Linked DNA regions of Homo sapiens: region 1 is linked to region 2. A link is an interaction called in ENCODE POLR2A ChIA-PET data of the cell type or tissue named here. Cell type or tissue: GM12878. All regions are shown on one strand. Each heading gives the region's core, and the rest is flanking DNA. Links, peaks and the distances in the headings are about the cores only.

Region 1 (4,389 bases), core at 308-4,307, 530 kb after region 2:
GGACAAGGCTAAAAAATTAAAAACTGAGTCAATTTAAAGAAAAACATTCAATAAATAATTGATGTGGCATATAGGTATGGCCAGATTATAAACATAGTAGGCAAATAAATGAAGTTTGGGGAGATACAGCAGAAATCACAATATGCCAAAAGTCATTTTAGCCCAGAATGGCATTCTTAGCGTAATTCTCTCACTTGGGACCCCAGATCCAGGTCAGAATGGCTTTGAGCTCTTTCTGAGGCGTGCCTTTGTTCATTCAACAAATGTTACAATTTGTCAGACCCTGCTGTAGGTTCATCAGGGACAACATTCAAAAACCCCTGTCCTTGGGGAGCGCACCTGAGTGTGATGCGTGGGTTTTGAAAGCGACAACACCGTAACAAAACAAAAACCCCGAGCAGGACACGAGGGGCTGCTAGTTTTGGGTTGGGGGATGGAGAAATACAGTGGCTCCCCAGGGAATGTCTCACCAAGGTGACATTTGGGCAGAACAGCAGGGACCAGGTGGCAGAAGGTATTTTACAACATTGTAAAGAACTTGGATCGGGCACAGTGGCTCACCCCTGTAATCCCAGCGCTTTGGGAGTCCGAGCGGGTGGATCACCTGAGCTCAGGAGTTTGAGACCAGCCTGGGCAGCATAGCGAAACCCCGTCTCTACTAAAAATACAAAAATTAGCTGGGCATGGGGGTGTGCACCTATAATCTTGGCTACTCGGGAGGCTGAGGCACGAGAATCACTTGAACCTGAGAGGCGGAGGTTGCAGTGAGCCAAGATGGCGCCACTGCATTCCAGCCTGGGCAACAAAGTGAGACTGTCTCAAAAAAAAAAAAAAAAAAAATTGGCTTTGACTCTGAGAGTGATGGAAGCCATTGGGGGGTTTGAGCTGACGGGTGGAATGAGAATAAAGAGAACATGGTCCAAGCCTCAAAGAAGAGTTTCGTGATCTGCTTGAGCTGGGCAGCTGCAGGGATAGTTTTTCACAACTCGAGGTGGCAGTTGCAGAAAGCCATGCTAATTTGGGGTATGTGATTCCAGTGGTTTTGAAAATCCTGACACGGTTATATTTTACTTTCCAGCCACAGCCGTGTGAGACTGAGACAGACAGGGCAGTGCATGAGGCCGGGTAGTAGGTATCAGAAAGGGTCTGCAGCTACAGGCCTGACATGCAAAGGGCAGAAAACTCAGTCCAGGTGCGGTGGCTCATGCCTGTAACCCCAGCACTTGGGAGGCTGAGGTGGGAGGATTGCTTGAGGCCAGGAGTTTGAGGCTGCAGTGAGCTATGATTGTGCCACTGCACTCTAGCCTGGGCGACAGAGTAAGACCCTGTCTCAATAAAACAAAAAAAGGTGGAGGAGGGGGCTGGGTGTGGTGGCTCATGCCTGTAATCTCAGCACTTTGGGAGGCCAAGGCAGGTGGATCCCCTGAGGTCAGGAGTTCGAGACCAACCTAACCAACATGGTGAAACCATGTTTCTGCTAAAAATACAAAATTAGCCAGATGTGGTGGCACATGCCTGTAATCTCAGCTACTTGGGAGGGTGAAGCAGGAGAATCACTTCAACCTGGGAAGCGGAGGTTGCAGTGAACCGAGATCGTGCCATTGCACTCCAGTCTGGGTGACAGAGCTAGACTTTGTCTCAAAAAAAAAAAAAAAAAAAAGTAGAAAACTCGATCTCTATTTCTAGAGGTTAAAAAATTCCCACCCACTGCTCAGCCCCAAAAGTGGTTGAACTGTTAGCGACTGAAAATAGACCTGTTTCAACAGGCCACCCTCCCTCATGCCACCTGATTTATGGTGCTTGGGTGGGTGGGAGGATGGTGCAGAAATTCATGAAGCTTGCAAGTGAAGACTTAAATAACCAAGGCAGGAAAGGCCAGAGCTGAGGGGGCCAGCGCTGGGTTGTCTGTAGAAGCTGTACCTTAGCAGCATTGCCTTTGTTTTTAACTACAGCCTGAAGCAATAGCAAATCTGCCCTAACTCACACTGGTTGATGAAACTGAAGATGGGGAAGGCCTGGGAGAGTTCAGTTCTTTTCCTGATCAGAACCTTTAAGCCTTCTTTTTGTCTGAGTAGCTTCCCTGTTCCCCTTGGCCACCTCAGCCCTTGGAGAGCTTTGAAACAACCCTTTGGTTTCATTTTTAAAAAATTTTTTTGCCTGTAACCCCAGCACTTTGGGAGGCCGAGGTGGGTGGATCACCTGATGTCAGAAGTTCGAGACCAGCCTGACCAATACGGTGAAACCCCATCTTTACTAAAAATACAAAAAATTAGCCGGGTGTGGTGGCAGGTGCCTGTAGTCCCAGCTACTCGGGAGGCTGAGGCAGAAGAATCGCTTGAACCCAGGAGGCAGAGGTTGCAGTGAGCCAAGATCGTGCCACTGCACTCCAGCCTGGGCAACAGAGCAAGACTCCATTTCAAAAAAAAAAAAAAAGTTTTTTTAATTTTTGTGGGTACATGGTAGGTGGATATAGTCATAGGTTACATGAGATGTTTTAATACCGGCATGCAGTGCATAATAATCCCATCATGGAAAATGGGGTATCCCCTCTGGTTTCTATTACATGCTCATCTCATTGTGGGTGTATGATTCCAGAACAACAAGCAACCCCAGAGTCATCCTCCACTGGATTTTGAAATCGACTGTGCTCTTTTTTTTTTTAACTTCCTAAAGTACAGCCTTGTATTCCAATTTATGCTTGTCATAGCAGAATCAAATTAAATAACTATACCACGTGACCCAGAAATTCCACTCCTAGGTATATACCCAAAAGAACCAAAAACAGATATCCACACATGAACATATCCATGTACACGAACGTTCATTGCAGCACTTCCCAACAGCCAAAGAGTAGAAACAGTCCATATGCCCCTCAACAGATGAATGGACAAAGAAAATGTGGTCTATCCATACAATGGAATATTATTCAGCCATTAAAGGGAATGAAGCACTGATCCATGCACCAGTGTGGATGAACCTTAAAAACGTGCTAATGATGCTAAGTGAAAGAAGCCAGACACAAAAGGCCACATAGTGTACAATTCCATTTATATGAAATGTCCAGAACAGGCAAATCTATAGAGACAGGAAACAGATTGGTGGTGGCCAGGGGATTGAGGGAGGGAAGAATAGGGAGTGACTGCTAATGGGTATGAGGTTTTCTTTTGAGGTGATGAGAATGTTCTGGAACTAGATAGTTGTGATGATTGCCCAAAATTGTGAATATACTAAATGCCACTCAATTGCACGCTTTAAAATGGGTAATTTTATGTTACGTAAATTTCATCTCAAAGAAATTTTTTTTTTGGGACATTCTTGCTCTGTTGCCCAGGCTAGAGTGCAGGGGTGCAATCTTGGCTCACTGCAACCTCCGCTGTCCAGGTTCAAGTGATTCTTGTGCCTCAGCCTCCCAAGTAGCTGGGATTACAGGCACCTGCCACCACGCCCGGCTGATTTTTGTATTTTTAGTAGAGATAGGGTTTTGCCACGTTGGCCAGGCTGGTCTCGAGCTCTTGACCTCAGGTGATTCGCCCACCTCGGCCTCCCAGAGTGTTGGGATTACACTGGCGTGAGCCACCGTGCCCAGCCCCCTGCCGTGTTTTCTTTGACCAGTGGATCCTGGGCCAATTTGAGCACTAGAAGTCAAGCCAGACTGTGGGCCTGGGGACGTCAGAAATCCCTGGTTCTTTGCCTTCTGATGGAAATTTAGCAAAGCAGGACCTTGGCCAGCTTGGTTCAGTGGACTGTTCCTCTCCCCAGCTCTAATACTAGTTTCTGTCTTTCTTGGTGTTTCTGGAGGTGGTTGGGAGGTGGGGAGGACAGAGAGAGATGGATGTTCAGTTTCCCATGTAACAGTTTCACCCTTTTCTTCCCTACAGTGTTCGAACTGGTCAACCAAGGGTGAGTGTCCCAGCTCCCAGCAGGGGTGATGCAAGAAGCTTCTGTAGCTGCATAGCTGAGTGAGGTGCCACTGGGCTCTGCTCATGAGAGAGGGCAAGGGCTGGCGGGTCTGCTTTGTGTTTCACATGAGTGTCGACCTTTCAGGCCCGTGATGGAAGTGCCCACCCTCAAACCACTCTCTGAAGACCAGGCCCGTTTCTACTTCCAGGATCTGATCAAAGGCATCGAGTACTGTGAGCAGGGCCTGCGGGAGGGCTCTCACCCAGTGGGTAGTTAGCATTCTGAGCGTGGGTGCAAAGTGGAAAGTGTCTTATTTTCTTCCTGGAGCACAGGGAGGTGGGCGGGTGGATTGGGGTCCTCTAGAGGGACAGAACTAATAGGAGATACATATATATATATAAAATTATATATATAAAATTATATATATAATTATATATATAAAATTATATATAATTATATATATATAAAATTATATATAAAATTATATAT
Region 2 (4,339 bases), core at 340-4,339:
TACTCAGGAGGCTGAGGCAGGAGAATCGCTTGAACCCGGGAGGCGGAGGTTGCAGTGAGCTGAGATCGCACCACTGCACTCCAGCCTGGGTGACAGAGTGAGACTCCGTCTCAAAAATAAAATAAAATAATAAAAATACAAAAAAAATTAGCCAGGCATGGTGGCACCTGCCTGTAGTCCCAGCTACTCAAGAGGCTGAGGCAGGAGAACCACTTGAACCCAGGAGGCGTAGCTTACAGTGAGCTGAGATCGTGCCACTGCACTCCAGCCTGGGCAACAGAGCAAGACCCTGTCTCCAAAAAAAAAAAAAAAAAAAAAGTAAAGAAAAAAAGAAATGAGAGAAGACGTCCAAGGGGGCCCCATTTTATAACCTTATCCACGGTTTCACTTTCTGTAGTTTCAGTTACCTGAGGTCTGAAAATATTACCTGGAAAATTCGAGAAATAATTCATAAATTTTAGATCATGCACTGCTCTGAGCAGCGTGATGAGATCGTGCGCTGTCCTGCTGCATCCCACCCGGGATATGATTCGCCCCTTCCTCTGTGTATCCCTGCTGGAGACACCACCTGCCTGTGAGTCAGTCAGTAGCTGGCTCGGTAACAAGCCAGGCTGGTCTTGAACTCCTGAGTTCAAGTGATCCTCCCGCCTTGGCTTCCCAAAGTGCTGGGATTACAGGTGTGAGCCACGGTGCCTGGCCCTGTTTTATTTTATTCTTGTTGTTAATCTCTTACTGTGCCTAATTCATAAACTAAGCTGTCTTATAGGTGTGTACATATAGAAAAAAACAGCGTATCTAGAGTTCTAGACTGTGGTTTCAAACATCCACTGGGGGTCTTGGAATCCACCCTTGTGGGTTAGGGGGACTAATGTACCTGTTCACTCCGGCCATATTTGTAAAAGGGAATAAGTTATGCCAGAACTGTGAACCCCATTGTTACATCTTAAAGGACCAGAACCTATTTTTGCACAATACAAAACAAAATAGCACGTTAGTGTGTATCAGCAGAAGGAACATCCCACTTGGAATTTCATGAGCTGGGGTTGACTCCTGGCCCAGTCACTGAGTCATTGACCTCAAGCAAATCACTTCATTTCTGTGACTCTCAGGTTCTTCCTATGTTGTGGGAGTATTCATCATTTCCCTACCATATCTGGCTGTCATGTAAGGATTTTTTTTTCTTTTTTTTTTTTTTTGAGACGACGTCTTGCTCTGTCACCCAGGCTAGAGTGCAATGGCACGATCTCGGCTCACTGCAACCTCTGCCTCCCAGGTTCAAGCAATTCTCCTGCCTCAGCCTCTGGAGTAGCTGGGACTACAGGCACCTGCCACCACACCCAGCTAATTTTTGTATTTTTAGTAGAGACGGGGTCTCACCATCTTGGTTAGACTGGTCTCAAAATCCTGACCTCGTGATCCCCCTGCCTCGGCCTCCCAAAGTGCTGGGATTACAAGCATGAGCCACCACGCTTCACCAAGGATTTCTTAACCATTTCTAGACTAAAGCACCCTGAAAACTGCATAGAGTATAGGATGTATTATTATAAAGGCAGTCGCAGAGGGCAGGCAGTTATCCTCAAAAGGGAAAAAATATAGATGGTTAATCTGGATGTTTAAGAATAAAATGCTAGAGAGAAAACGGTGAAAAGAGAAATGAGGGAAGGACCTTCCTGGCATGTGGAACAGCAAGCACAAAGGCTGGGACATGAGAGCTTGGTGGGTTTGAGAAACAGTGAGATGGTGCCTTGGCGGGACTGCAGTGAGCAAGCGGGTGTGGCAGGCGATGAAGTCATGTGAACCAGGGGAGATGTTTGGATTTTATGCAAAGGGCAATAGGGGCCAGGCACGGTGGCTCATGCCTATAATCCCAGCACTCTGGGAGGCCGAGGCAGGTGGATGACCTGAGGTCAGGAGTTCAAGACCAGCCTGGCCAAGATGGCAAAAACCCCATCTCTACTTAAAAAATACAAAAATTTCATCCCTGTAATCCCAGCACTTTGGAAGGTCGAGGTGAGTGGATCACCAGAGGTCGGGAGTTCGAGACCAGCCTGACCAACATGGAGAAACCCCATCTCTACTAAAAATACAAAATTAGCTGGGTGTGGTGGTGGGCGCCTGTAATCCTAGCTACTCGGGAGGCTGAGGCAGGAGAATCACTTGAACCTGGGAGGTGTAGGTTGCAGTGAGCCGAGATCGCGCCATTGCACTCCAGCCTGGGCAACAAGAGCGAAACTCTGTCTCAAAAACAAAAATTAGCCAGGCATGGTGGCAAGCACCTGTAATCTCAGCTACTTGGGAGGCTGTGGCAGGAGAATTGCTTGAACCCGGCAGGCAGAGGTTGCAGTGAGCTGAGATTGGGACACTGCACTCCAGCCTGGGTGACAGAGCGAGACTCTTGTCTCAAAGAAAAGGTGGGGGGGGGGGCAATAGGGAGCCATTGAAGATGCTTCAGTTGTGGAGAGGGGGCCAGGATATGACTTGTGTTTTAAGATCCATCCAGCTGTCAGGTGGATAATGGATTCATCAAAGGGCTGCAGGAGGCAGGGAAGAGGGACAGACGAGGACTTAGATGAGGATGGTGTAGGGGCGGGGGGTGGCCAGCAGTAGACAGGGGCCCACCGTCCAGTAGAACTTTCTGCAGTGGAGGAAATGCCGTGCACCTGCCCCAATCACTGCATTAGCCATGAGCCCCGGGCGGCAGTTCATCACCTGAAATGAGGCTTGTGCAACTGAGGCGTTGAATGCTTTATGTTAATTCATTTTTTATTTTTATTTTTATTTTTTTTGAGACAGAGTTTCGCTCTTGTCACCCAGGCTGGAGTGCAATGGTGTGCCTTGGCTGGTGACAGCCCCGTGAGGTAGATTTTATGATTTTCATGTCCCAGATGGGGAAGCCAAGACTCCCACCACTGTCCTGTCTAAGTCAAGGTCACACAGCCAGTGAGGGCAGAGCTGGGATTTGAACATGTGTCTCATCTGTCTCTAGTGACCTCACCCTTAAGCACTGTTCCATGGGGGAGCTGGCTGAAGACTTTTGGAGGTCCCTGGGTTGAGGGGGATCCAGTGGGGAGAGGGTGGCCATGCCCCATCACCAGCAAGGGGTTAGGAGCAGACATGGCCTGGTGGTACTCCGTGGAGAGGCCACTTGTCCTGAGAGGTGTCTGGCAGAGAAGGAACGGGGGGCAGGCTGGTGCCACCCAGCACCTGCAACAGCTGCGGACAGGGCAGGGGGATTCCTGGGCCTCCACGTTCCTTGTTCAGTGGAAGGAAGTGGAGGGGCGGGGGGCTGGTCACCAATGAGCCTGAAAAGCTCTCAGTTCTCACTGTGGGGATTTTAAAAAAATACCGGGGCAGGATGACTAAGTGCAGTGTAGAACCCTGGGCTGGGCTGGCTCCTCAACGGGGAAAAAAATAAAGGACAATATTGGTGAAATGGTCAAAATCTGACTATGGTCTGTGGATCAGATTAGAATGCAGAGTCCATGCGGTTTCTGGGGGCTTGGGGCAGGGGAGAGAACGCCCTTGTTCTCAGCAGATAGGCGCTGAGCTAAGGGGTGAAGAGGCAGATGTCTACAGTTACCGTGCCCTGACAGGGAGAAACAGAAGTGTCTGTCTCCAGATAAAGTCAGAGGGGCCAATGCAAACAGGTGGTGAATCACAGTCAGAGAGCTCTTCATACTCGTGTTGCAATTTTACTGTAAGTTTGAAACTGTCAATACAAAAAGTTACAAAGAATTGTTTATAAAGAAGAAGAAGAAAAAAGCAAACCCAACCAAGCTCAAGCCTAGATCCGTATTTGGATTCAGCTCGTCTCGGGGCGGAGCCAGGCGTCACGGCCTCCGGATTAAAGTATCCCCCCAGGGAGTGTGCTCTGTGAATCTGGGTGGGGAGGGCGCTCGGTGCTGTTCCCAGCAACCCACCACCCTCCTCCTAGTGCTTGCAAGAATAGGCAGGGAACTCAGCTGACTGCATCAGAACCTGAGAAGCTGGAGGCTGAAGCCAGACACCAGCCTCTCAGGACTTGGGGACACTATGAGCCCACTCAGCCCCACAGGTCTGAATCTTTGGGGAGGGGAGGGTTCCAGTCTGCACTCTGCCCTTGACCATCAGGGCAGGGGGATCACACTGGCTATCGGCATCATCTCTAGCAGTTTCTCCAGCCCCAGCCCTAGAATCAGGCCAAGCTCTCAGCACTGCGTGGGTTTGATCTTGAGGATTCTTTACCACCATCCAGGACTGGGGGGCTGCCGCTCATGGGTTTTGTTGTTAAGAGACAGGGTCTCGCTCTGTCACCCAGGCTGGAGTGCAGTGGCATGATCACGGCTCACTGTAGCCTTGA

Evidence for each region. ChIA-PET counts read pairs that join two places held together with the same protein. Peaks named below come from ENCODE experiments on the same cell type or tissue, not always from the same donor. Only the 100,000 strongest peaks of a DNase experiment are listed, where the experiment ranks them.
Region 1: POLR2A ChIA-PET joins it to region 2 with 7 read pairs; 1 of 35 experiments calls an interaction of 5 or more read pairs at or near these places.

What each region holds. Positions count from the first base shown.
Region 1 is chr12:121,255,294-121,259,682 of GRCh38, reverse strand. It overlaps CAMKK2 (calcium/calmodulin dependent protein kinase kinase 2), which reads left to right. Exons shown (of 17, transcript NM_001270485.2): 8 at 3,879-3,900; 9 at 4,045-4,133. Among named protein-coding and RNA genes, the nearest start is that of CAMKK2, 39 kb to the left of the region's middle. RefSeq lists an enhancer at 3,590-4,090. In GM12878, for the core only: no CTCF peak of the experiment used is centred there; a DNase peak (open chromatin) is centred at 1,812; H3K27ac peaks cover 1,239 bases.
Region 2 is chr12:121,781,402-121,785,740 of GRCh38, reverse strand. It overlaps TMEM120B (transmembrane protein 120B), which reads right to left. Exons shown (of 12, transcript NM_001080825.2): 12 at 3,673-4,339. The region is part of intron 2 of RHOF (ras homolog family member F, filopodia associated); the gene reads left to right. Among named protein-coding and RNA genes, the nearest start is that of RHOF, 10 kb to the left of the region's middle. RefSeq lists enhancers at 3,659-3,728, 3,769-3,828. In GM12878, for the core only: no CTCF peak of the experiment used is centred there; no DNase peak of the experiment used is centred there; H3K4me3 peaks cover 2,218 bases; H3K27ac peaks cover 3,784 bases.